Regions from separate parts of the Mus musculus genome. Here region 2 is linked to region 1. Evidence: chromatin contacts called from ENCODE POLR2A ChIA-PET data. All regions are on one chromosome and are shown on one strand. The core of a region is the stretch at or near the end of the contact, and the rest is flanking DNA. Distances in the headings are between cores, read along the strand shown. Region 1 holds the start of Mvb12a (multivesicular body subunit 12A). Region 2 holds the start of Colgalt1 (collagen beta(1-O)galactosyltransferase 1).

Region 1 (4,522 bases), core at 1,887-4,386:
CCAGCGCCCACTTCTGGCCTCCCACGGCCATGCACACACATGATGCACAGACACACTTGCTGGTAAAACACCCACACATATAAAATAAAAAATAAATCTTAAAACCTGAATGCTTGGTAGGGCAGGCCAAGGAGAGGCCGCATCCCAGCCCCCTGTCTGCCCAGGACACAGTCCCAGGAACAACCCCAGAGAGTCCACTCTGTGCTCACCTGATATGCCATAGAGACTGGATGCCTCATAGATGGAGTCGGTCCTCCGTAGAGTGGAGGCCCGAGAGCCCAGCCTGGACAGGGTCCGCTCTGGGTGGCTTCCTTTGCTGGGGAGCAGGGGACAGTGACTTCAGTCAGGCCTGAAGTCTTCTTCCTGGCCCATCTGCCCATGGGGGTGCCTGAGCCTCACCTGGGCTCTTTGGGTGGGTCCAGGGAGAGGCCTCGCATGTCCTGGCTGAGCGTGCGGGGCTTGGGCACCGGCCTTGGGGCTTTGGATTTCTTGCACCAGATGGCAAAGCCACCAATGTCCCTGGAGTAAGGGGAGGAGAGCAGGGTAACTCCGGTGGCCACCGTTTGGGAGTGTTTCTCTTTCAGCAGCTCACCCTCATGCTAATCAGCATACTGACCACAGGGCCCTCGAGATGCCATCCCCACATGCAGAGATGCCGGTAAAATCAGGATGCAACATGGCAGAGACAGAAGGTGGGATAGGATGCTCCACCTACCCCACACGCAGGTATCCAGGCACGGTCTTAGTCTTCCCACTCAGCTTCACGTCACTCACAACCACGTCAGCTGTCCCCAGGGGCATCAGCTTCACACACATGCGTTTCTTCTTGGACACAGAGGCCTCTGGGAGTGGGGGCAGGGGGTGAGAGAGGGGAGTGTACCACCGGAATGGGAGCCCCGGAAGACGCTTGCCTGTACTTTGTAGGGACAAAACTGACAGGGACCACACCGGGGAGCTGGCTAAATTATAAATAGGAGATTCACTAACTTTTTTGGAATCAGTAAAACAGATTGACATTTGACAGGGGGCGGGGGGGACTGTGGAATCAACCATGTAGTACCTATTTTAGCACCCCAACCTCACTTTCCCTGGTCCTATAACCCAAGGGGTCACAGAACTCCTCTTTTAAAAAGTCCAACCTACAGCTGTTGTGTGTGGTCCATGAGGTCAAGAGGGTTTTTTGTTTTTTGGTTTTTTTGGTTTTTTTTTTTTGAGACAGGGTTTCTCTGTGTAGCCCTGGCTGTCCTGGAACTCACTTTGCAGACCAGGCTGGCCTCGAACTCTGAAATCCACCTACCTCTGCCTCCCAAGTGCTGGCATGTGCCACCACTGCCCGGTGCTATTTTCTATCATGTGCATATATTTGTGTTTATCAGACAATCTCATGTAGCCCAGGCTGGCCTCAAGATGTAGCCGAGGAGGACCCTGAATGCCCAATATTGCCTCAACCTCTTGACTCTGTTGGTGTGGTGCTGGGGATGGAGCCAGGCTTTATGCACACTGGGTAAGAACTCTGCTAACTCTGCTAATGCTCCAGCCCTGGCTTTTTTTTTTTTTTTTTTTTTTTTTTTTTTTTTTTGGCTGTCCTGGAACTCACTCTGTAGACCAGGCTGGCCGAGACCTCAGAAATCTGCCTGCCTCTGCCTCCCAAGTGCTGGGATGGAATTCATCACATAGCCGAAAATGGCTCTGAATTGGAAGCAATCCTCTTGCCTCAGCCTCTCAAGTACTGGGATGAAGAACAGCAGTCTCCACACTTTGCAGATTACAAGGGGCTGGTCACAACGGCTCAGTCCCACGAATCCATGGGACTGAAGCTCTGGCCAGCTGAGGCTACACATTGAGACCCTGTCCCCCCAAACCAATTAAACACTAAGTCAAGAGACAGCTGCAAAAGGAGGATAGGAGAATTTGTGGACGCCTCCTCTGTCTGCACACTGACCTGACCCTCTGCACGGCAGCCTGCCAGCGGTCACTAAAGACACCGAGAGAACCAAGCACCATCGGGGAGGCGGGCAGCTGGGTCAGGCAGGGGAGAAGGGAGAGGGGAGGCTGAGCTATGCAGAGAACAGGGGAAGCCAGTTCCAGGTGGACTCGCAGTGCAAGAGCCTGGAAAGGAAAAGAGAATGGCCAGGAGGACTCACTCCGCCACAGAAGCAGAGGACAAGCAGCAGGGACCAGTGGCAGTGAGGAAGAGGGTGGGTATGCCAAAGACATCTGGGGTGGTTGTTGTTTGTTTAGGGGCGGGGTTTCATGTAGTGACAGGTATGCCCCACTATGCTCAAATTCTTAGGAAGAGCTGAGGCAAGGTCTCATTCTGTAGCCCAGGCTGGATACAAAGCTGCCTCAGCCTGAATGCTAAGACAGGTATGTGTCAACTATTTAATTCTGGAGTAGTGGGTTGAGATAAAGGCCTCACTCTGTAGCCTAGGCTGGCCTTGAACTCGCCACCATCCTCCTGCCTCAGCTTCCGGAGCTCTGCATTTACAGGTTGTGCCTTCCTGCTCAGCTAAGTCCTATTCCAAACATACACTAGCAGCCGTTCCCTGTGCCTGCCGCTCTCCCGTGCCCACGGATCTTACTGATATCCTGAGGGTCGTTGACTGCAGAGAAGCCTGACGGCAGTGGGCCCTTGTCCATCACGATCTGCATGTCCACTACCACATTGTCCTGAGGGTTCTGGGAGCACGAGAGGGGGCAGGTGGAAGGGGGCAGTCAGAGGGGAGGGGAAAGGTCAACGGTATGAGCAGTAAGGGTGGGAGAGAGTTGGAGAAGGGTCGAGGATGGCAGGGCGAGGGGCGGGGCAAACTCAGGCTCAGGCCACCCGTGCTCACCTCCGGGATGCCCAGCGTGCTCAGGCACAGGAAGTAGCCGGCTTTCTGCGCGAAGCCTCGGCCGAAGCTGGCCGTCCCGCCCTCCACGGTGCAGGTGATCTGCGGGACGCACAGGTCATCGGACTTCGTCCCCTTCCTGGCCCGTCCCCGCAACCCTTGCGCGCTCCCACTTACCGCGCTGAAACCCGGCGGCGGCGGCGCCGAGGCCGACGACCAAACCAAGCCAGCAAGCGGCGCCGAGTCCGTCCCGGGATCCATCCTTCCTGGGAGCTCAGAAGGCAGCTACAGCCCTCGGAGGGACCGGAACCTCGGACTACAACTCCCAGAACACCTTTGAAAGTGCTCCGCAAAGCAGCTAGTACGCATGCGCAAGCACTGCTGACCAGTCCAAAGTAACCGTGGAGACCCGCCCTCTGGACGCTTAAGATACGTTTGCGGAAAAAAGATTAGAACTCCCGCCCCTAAATCACTACCCAGTGTGCGGAGGGGGCGTTCACTTTCCGGACGGGACTACATTCCCCAGAATGCTGTGCGGCATCACCCTGTGACTCCTGCCTTCTGCAAGGAAACTTAACTGGTCTGGAGAGGAGGCCTGGTAGATATAGCCTGTCATTTCAGGGACTTAAAGAGGCGCATACAAGATGGTGAAAAAACCATACGAGATAGTTAGACTGATAACCAGTCTAATTAAGCCAATTAAAACTAAACGAGTAGCCGGGCATGGTGGCGCACGCCTTTAATCCCAACACTTGGGAGGCAGAGGCAGGCAGATTTCTGAGTTCAAGGCCAGCCTGGTCTACAGAGTGAGTTCCAGGACAGCCAAGGCTACACAGAGAAACCCTGTCTCGAAAACACCAAAAACACCAAACAAACAAACAAACAAACAAAAAAACCTACACGAGTCCTTTAATAATAGCCACATGTAGAGTAGCCAGAGCTTAGGGGTACAGCATTTTTAAAAGCAAAACACTTAAGAACCACAATTGTATCATTATCAGGGTCTTGAGTAACCTTGTAACATCCGTCTTTTTTGCAGAGATTGCAGTATTTTCCAGACACAAGACAATTATTTATGATTTACACTTCCTGTAGTTATTTTAGGTTTAGGTTTTAGCTAACACAAACATTGTCGTTAATACATCTAGACATGGTCAGGGACAAGGATAGTCCCCAGACTGTTGCCAAGACAGGTGTGGCTATTAGTGCGTGGGAGACTGAGAGTGTCTAGGCAGACACAAGTCAGTCAGAACAAGAAAGTGATGCCTTAATCATTTCTATTGCAGGAATTCGAGGTCTACCTGGGCTACAGGATACCCTGCTTTAAACAAACAGACAACAAACAAACCCCAACAAAACAAAAAAAATACTTTAAATACTAGCAAAAAGGAAATGAACCAAAAAAAGAAAAAAATAGAGTAGAAAGAAGAAGTTTGAAACACTTTCTGTTCTAGGATTTTGACCAAAGAGATCATTGTGGCTATGCAGCTGTTGACTTAAATAACAAATAATATCGCCCTGGAGGCCAGTTCACTAGCAAGCTAGGGGTTTCGTTGTTGTTCTGGTTATTTTTGTTTGTTTTGGTCGGTTGGTTTTTGAGGCAGGGTCTCTCAGGTAGCCCTGGATAGCCTAGAACTCACTATGTAGACTAGGCTAGCCTGCAACTCACAGAGATCTACCTGCCTCTGTAA
Region 2 (4,916 bases), core at 1,329-3,828, 68 kb before region 1:
GTGACCCTTGCTGCTCGAAAGTAAGCCACAAAAATTCAATCCCCAGAACCCCCCTGGTGGAAGTAGGGAAGTGACTTGTCCTCTGACAAGAAGACAGCTTGTCCTCTGAAGTCGCATGCCCCTCACACACAAATAAATAACTTTGTTTTAAAATAGGTATTTTAAAAAGATACAATCTAGTGCCTGGCCCTAAGAGGATACAAAGGCCCACTTGTTCTTATTTGGGAGCCTAGGTGGAACCCAAGGCCTCAAGTATGCTCAGCAAGCACTCTACACAAAGTTGTAACCACAACCCTCCCTCCTTTTTTCTTCCTGGCTTTTCAAGACAAGGTTTCTGTGTAGTTCTGACTGCCCTGGAACTCACTGTGTACAACAGACTGGCCTCAAACTCAGAGGTCCACCTGCTTCTGCCTCCCAAAGGCTGGGATTAAAGGTGTACTTACCACCTAGCTTCCCCTTTCCTTTCTGATCCTCAGTTTACCTTTCTGAAAAATGGGTTACTACTGGTAGCTCCTAGATCCATCCATTCTATCCTCCCTGTGGATAATGAAGATTCCCCAACTCAGAGACTCACCAGAATGTAGTCAGCCCACATGTCCCTAGCTGACTTCAAGGCTGCTTGGCGCAGTTTCATGACATGCTCGTAGCGGGAATCGGACCAGTGTTTGGGGCCTTCTTCGTCTGGGTAAGAGCTGCAAAGGAATAGCTATGGTGTGCACATTATAGGGCACCGTGGGGACCCAGAGAGCACAGTTACAGGGGATCATAGAGGACTTCACAGAGGTGGCAGGCAAGTGGATCTGAAGACCTCTGTGTGGAGCATGGGAGGGGGACAGGACACAGGGGCCTAAATGCCAGCCCAGCATGTGCAAGGGTCCAGAGGCACAAAAGCTACTGGCAAGCTGAAACCCAAGGAAAGCTCTGCATGGCTGGGGAGAGCCTGGGGCCACCGTAGTGCCTCTGAGAACAGGAGCGTGAGCATGCACACACATTATTGCACACTGTCCTACAGGTTCTGAGCCTGATGCAGTAGTGCTGGGTGATTCTAGCACTCAGGAGACTGAGACAGGAGGCTGGCAACTGCCTCAGTCTGAACTACACAATAAGACAGGCTGGCAACTGGCCTCAGTCTGAACTATACAGTAAGACAGGCTTATCAGGAAGTTAAACAGGAGAGTGGATGCTGGCAAGACCCTAGACACAGCAGTAGGTAGCCACCAGACACAAAGGAATTCAGCCACAAAGGTGTGGCAGCTGTGTCCAAAGTTGCACAATGGAGTGAAGGACAACGGGACAAAGGTCTGCTGAGAGGATAGGGACCTGGTGGGGAAGCTGACGATAGAACTGGAGCATTCTAGATCCTACCTTCCCAAGCTTCAGTACTCCAGTCGGGGATTTGAGGCTCACCTGGGTTCCTCTGCCGGTCGCCACTCCACAGAGTGGTATAAACCCTTCACTGCCACCAGCCACTCTCGAAGTATGGCTGAAGTGTTGTCAGTGTTGTGATCTGTGGCCACCCTGTGAGCACAGACAGGACAAGATGATGGCACTGGGGGTTTCCCAACCTGGCTCAGACCCATCAGCTATAACACCCTGGATAAAACTCGCTACACTCCAAGCCTGTTGCCCATCCATCGGTGACAGGGGAGTAAAGATGACACCCAGCTCACTAGTACACAACTGAACAGAACCTGCTGGTTTGGAAAGCACATTGGTGTGAGACCCTGTCACAAAGATAAGTTCATTAACTTTGTTAGCGTGGAATGCTGGCCCGAGCCTCAGGAATCTTATCTGGAAGTCCCGGAGTTCGCTATAAGGGTCTGGAAGCACCAGCCTGGCCCATTCTAAGGAGTCAGAGGTTCTAGGATGGTAGCTCGCTGTGAGGGCTGGCAGCAAATCAGAACAGATTCCTAAGTACCTGAGGGGAGGAGGCAGCAGCTTGGGGTCCCAAGCCGCAGTGGGGACGAGCCCGGGCACTATGGATATAGAGCCGAGCCCCCTCAAGTGCGTAATCCCTGGGGTACATAACTCAGGTCCTCAGAAAGAGGACCGAGTCTCCGCAGCGCACAGCCGAGCCCAAGTGCATAGCAACCTCCCTCCGGTAGAGACTTGAGTCCCGCCTAGTCCCGGTGCACCGCGCAAGGGCCCGCAGCTCACCACAGCGCCGTGCGCTCCCGTGGGTGGCGCAGCTGCTCCAGGGCGCCCAGCGTGGCGGGCAGCGCGGGTGCCGCGTTCCGCGCCAGCAGCGCGATGAGCACGCGCGGCGCCTGTAGCGGGGACTCGGGGCTCCAGCGCTCCTCTGGAAAGTAGCCGTCCGCGCCGCGCGGGCCGCCCAGCGGCGGCAGCAGTAGGAGCAGTGGCAGCAGCGGCAGCCCGCGTGACCCGCGTGGCAACGCCGCCATCGCGCCACGCGTCGCCTTTAAGCAGCTTTTCTGCCGGGGGACGAGGGCCGCGCCTTAAAGGAGTCGGCGGCGGGAAGGACACATCCAGGTCCCACCCCTGACACGCTCCTTAAAGGGAAGTGGCCCGCGGGTCATACTGTGAGTCCTGGAGAGAGGCATGACAAGGCTACGCCTTTAAAAGCTTCCACTGCTTTCCGCCGACCGCAATAACCCGGTCACAAGACGTCACTTGCGGGGAGGTTCCGGAAGCCCCGCCCCTAGCTCGAGCTTTAAAGACACAGACAGTTCTTTGACCACGCCCTGAGAGTGTTCTGTTTTGGAGCCCTCTAATCTCACGCGGTGGCTCTTTACAGAAGCTTCTTCTATTTAGAACCATGTCATCTCAGTTTCCAAGGTTGCGACATGGTTATTTTTGTTTGTTCGTTGCTCCATTTAAGAAGCCATCGAGCCGGGCAGTGGTGGCCCACGCCTTTAATCCCAACACTTGGGAGGCAGAGGCAGGCGGATTTCTGAGGTCATGGCCAGCCTGGTCCACAGAGTGAGTTCCAGGACAGCCAGGGCTACACAGAGAAAGCCTGTCTCGAAAAATCATTAAAAAAAAAAAAAGCCAGCGAAATGGCTCAGTGGGTAAAATCGCTTGCTACCATGTCTGAGGATCCAGAATCCTCAGTCCCCAAATTGTATTGCCCTCTGGCCTTCTTAAAAATGGCTTGTGTGGGGCTGGTGAGATGGCTCAGCGGGTAAGAGCACCCGACTGCTCTTCCGAAGGTCCAGAGTTCAAATCCCAGCAACCACATGGTGGCTCACAACCATCCGTAACAAGATCTGACTCCCTCTTCTGGTGTGTCTGAAGACAGCTACAGTGTACTATTGTTATAATAACAAATAAATCTTAAAAAAAAAAATGGCTTGTGTGCGCCCCTTCCTGCTCTTACTGTTGTTTTCATTTTCTGTGTTTCAGTGTTTTGCCTACATGTACGGCTGTATAACGTGTGTGTGTGTGTGTGTGTGTGTGTGTCCCTGTTCTCCAAGGAGGTTAAAAGAGGGCATCAACTCCTCTAGAACTGGAGTTGCGGATAGTTGTCAACCACTGTGTGGTGTTGGAAATAGAACACCACTCAGGTCTGAGCACCTTTACCTACAGAACCATCCCACTAGCCCATTTCTCCTGGTTTGTTTTTAAAACAGGTTCTTACTCGGCAAGCTCACTCTATAAATTCACAGCTATACTTCTGCTTCATTCTCCTGTGTTCTGGGACAGGCATATACCACCAGGCCAGCAGACTGGTAAAATCCACATAGATTTTCCTACTCTGGTCCCTAGCCTCTAGAGGACCCTAGGGTCCACAAGACATCTCCTGATAGGTTATTTCTCCACCACTGGTGAAATGAGCCAATTTATGCCAGATTCGATTATATTAAAGATGGGTAGTTTTACTGGGGAGCTGCACTCGCTGACTGGCCCCAAGGATTGAGTGACATCACGGTGGGGGAAGGGAGAATGAGAAAGGGTGTGTACAACCACCACCCACAATGTCCTTCTGTAAAAGGAGTGATTCCCATTTGAACCCAGTTGAGTAGGTTTTCTGGAGACACTGATCATGTTTCCATGGGAACTCTTCCAGGCTTTTTTGTTTTGTTCTGTTTTTCTGAAACAGGGTCTCTCTGTGTAGCTCTGGCTGTCCTGGAACTCACTGTGTAGACCAGGTCTGGAACTCAGGAGATTCTCCTGTCTGTGCCTCTGGAGTGCTGGGATTAATAGCATGTGCCACCATGTCCCAGCCCTTCCAGGGTATATTTGCCCATAATCATGCTAACAACATTTATAAATAGTAATTCTTAGCTAGTTAGTGCTGGTAACCTGTCACTCCCAGGTCCAGATAAGGTTTCAAGATCATCCTCAGCTACCCAGAAAGGTTCAGGGAAGCTGGGGCTACAGGAGTGTACGTTTCAACTGAAAAACAAAAGAAAATGAAAAAAACAACAATAAACTTTTCTCCAGGTTTGGGATTACTCATCTAAAATCCCAACCCTTGGGAAGCTGAGACAGGAGGATCCCTGGGAGTTGGCCACTTGCCTTGGTTATAAAGTATCCAGACCTGTTATCATACAAAGAAATGTCTGGTACTCCCTCAAGTCAAACACATGTTTGTGTATTTCTGGAAAAGAAAGTACTCATTCTGAGGGGTGGCAGGGCAAGCTAACAGGTCAATGTTGGGGCACATATATGAGTGTCAGTTTGAGTGCATGTTTGAAATTTTTTATTTAAAAAAAAAATACAAAAACTACAAGACCCTTAAAGTCTATACCCTGGGGCTGGTGAGATGGCTCAGTGGGTAAGAGCACCCGACTGCTCTTCCGAAGGTGCAGAGTTCAAATCCCAGCAACCACATGGTGGCTCACAACCATCTGTAACAAGATCTGATGCCCTCTTCTGGAGTGTCTGAAGACAACTACAGTGTACTTACATATAATAAATAAATAAATCTTTAAAAAAAAAAAGTCTATACCCTG

Evidence for each region. ChIA-PET counts read pairs that join two places held with the same protein, here RNA polymerase II (POLR2A).
Region 2: POLR2A ChIA-PET joins it to region 1 with 14 read pairs in embryonic stem cell. The contact joins the promoter of Colgalt1 here to the promoter of Mvb12a in region 1. POLR2A ChIA-PET finds 5 or more read pairs at or near these places in 4 of 5 experiments (Patski and embryonic stem cell).

Annotation. Positions count from the first base shown.
Region 1 is chr8:71,541,544-71,546,065 of GRCm38, reverse strand. It overlaps Mvb12a (multivesicular body subunit 12A), which reads right to left and starts at 3,136. Exons shown (of 9, transcript NM_028617.2): 1 at 3,009-3,136; 2 at 2,835-2,933; 3 at 2,583-2,679; 4 at 716-842; 5 at 400-519; 6 at 210-316. The coding sequence starts at 3,092.
Region 2 is chr8:71,608,686-71,613,601 of GRCm38, reverse strand. It overlaps Colgalt1 (collagen beta(1-O)galactosyltransferase 1), which reads right to left and starts at 2,578. Exons shown (of 12, transcript NM_146211.3): 1 at 2,158-2,578; 2 at 1,408-1,518; 3 at 575-692. The coding sequence starts at 2,402.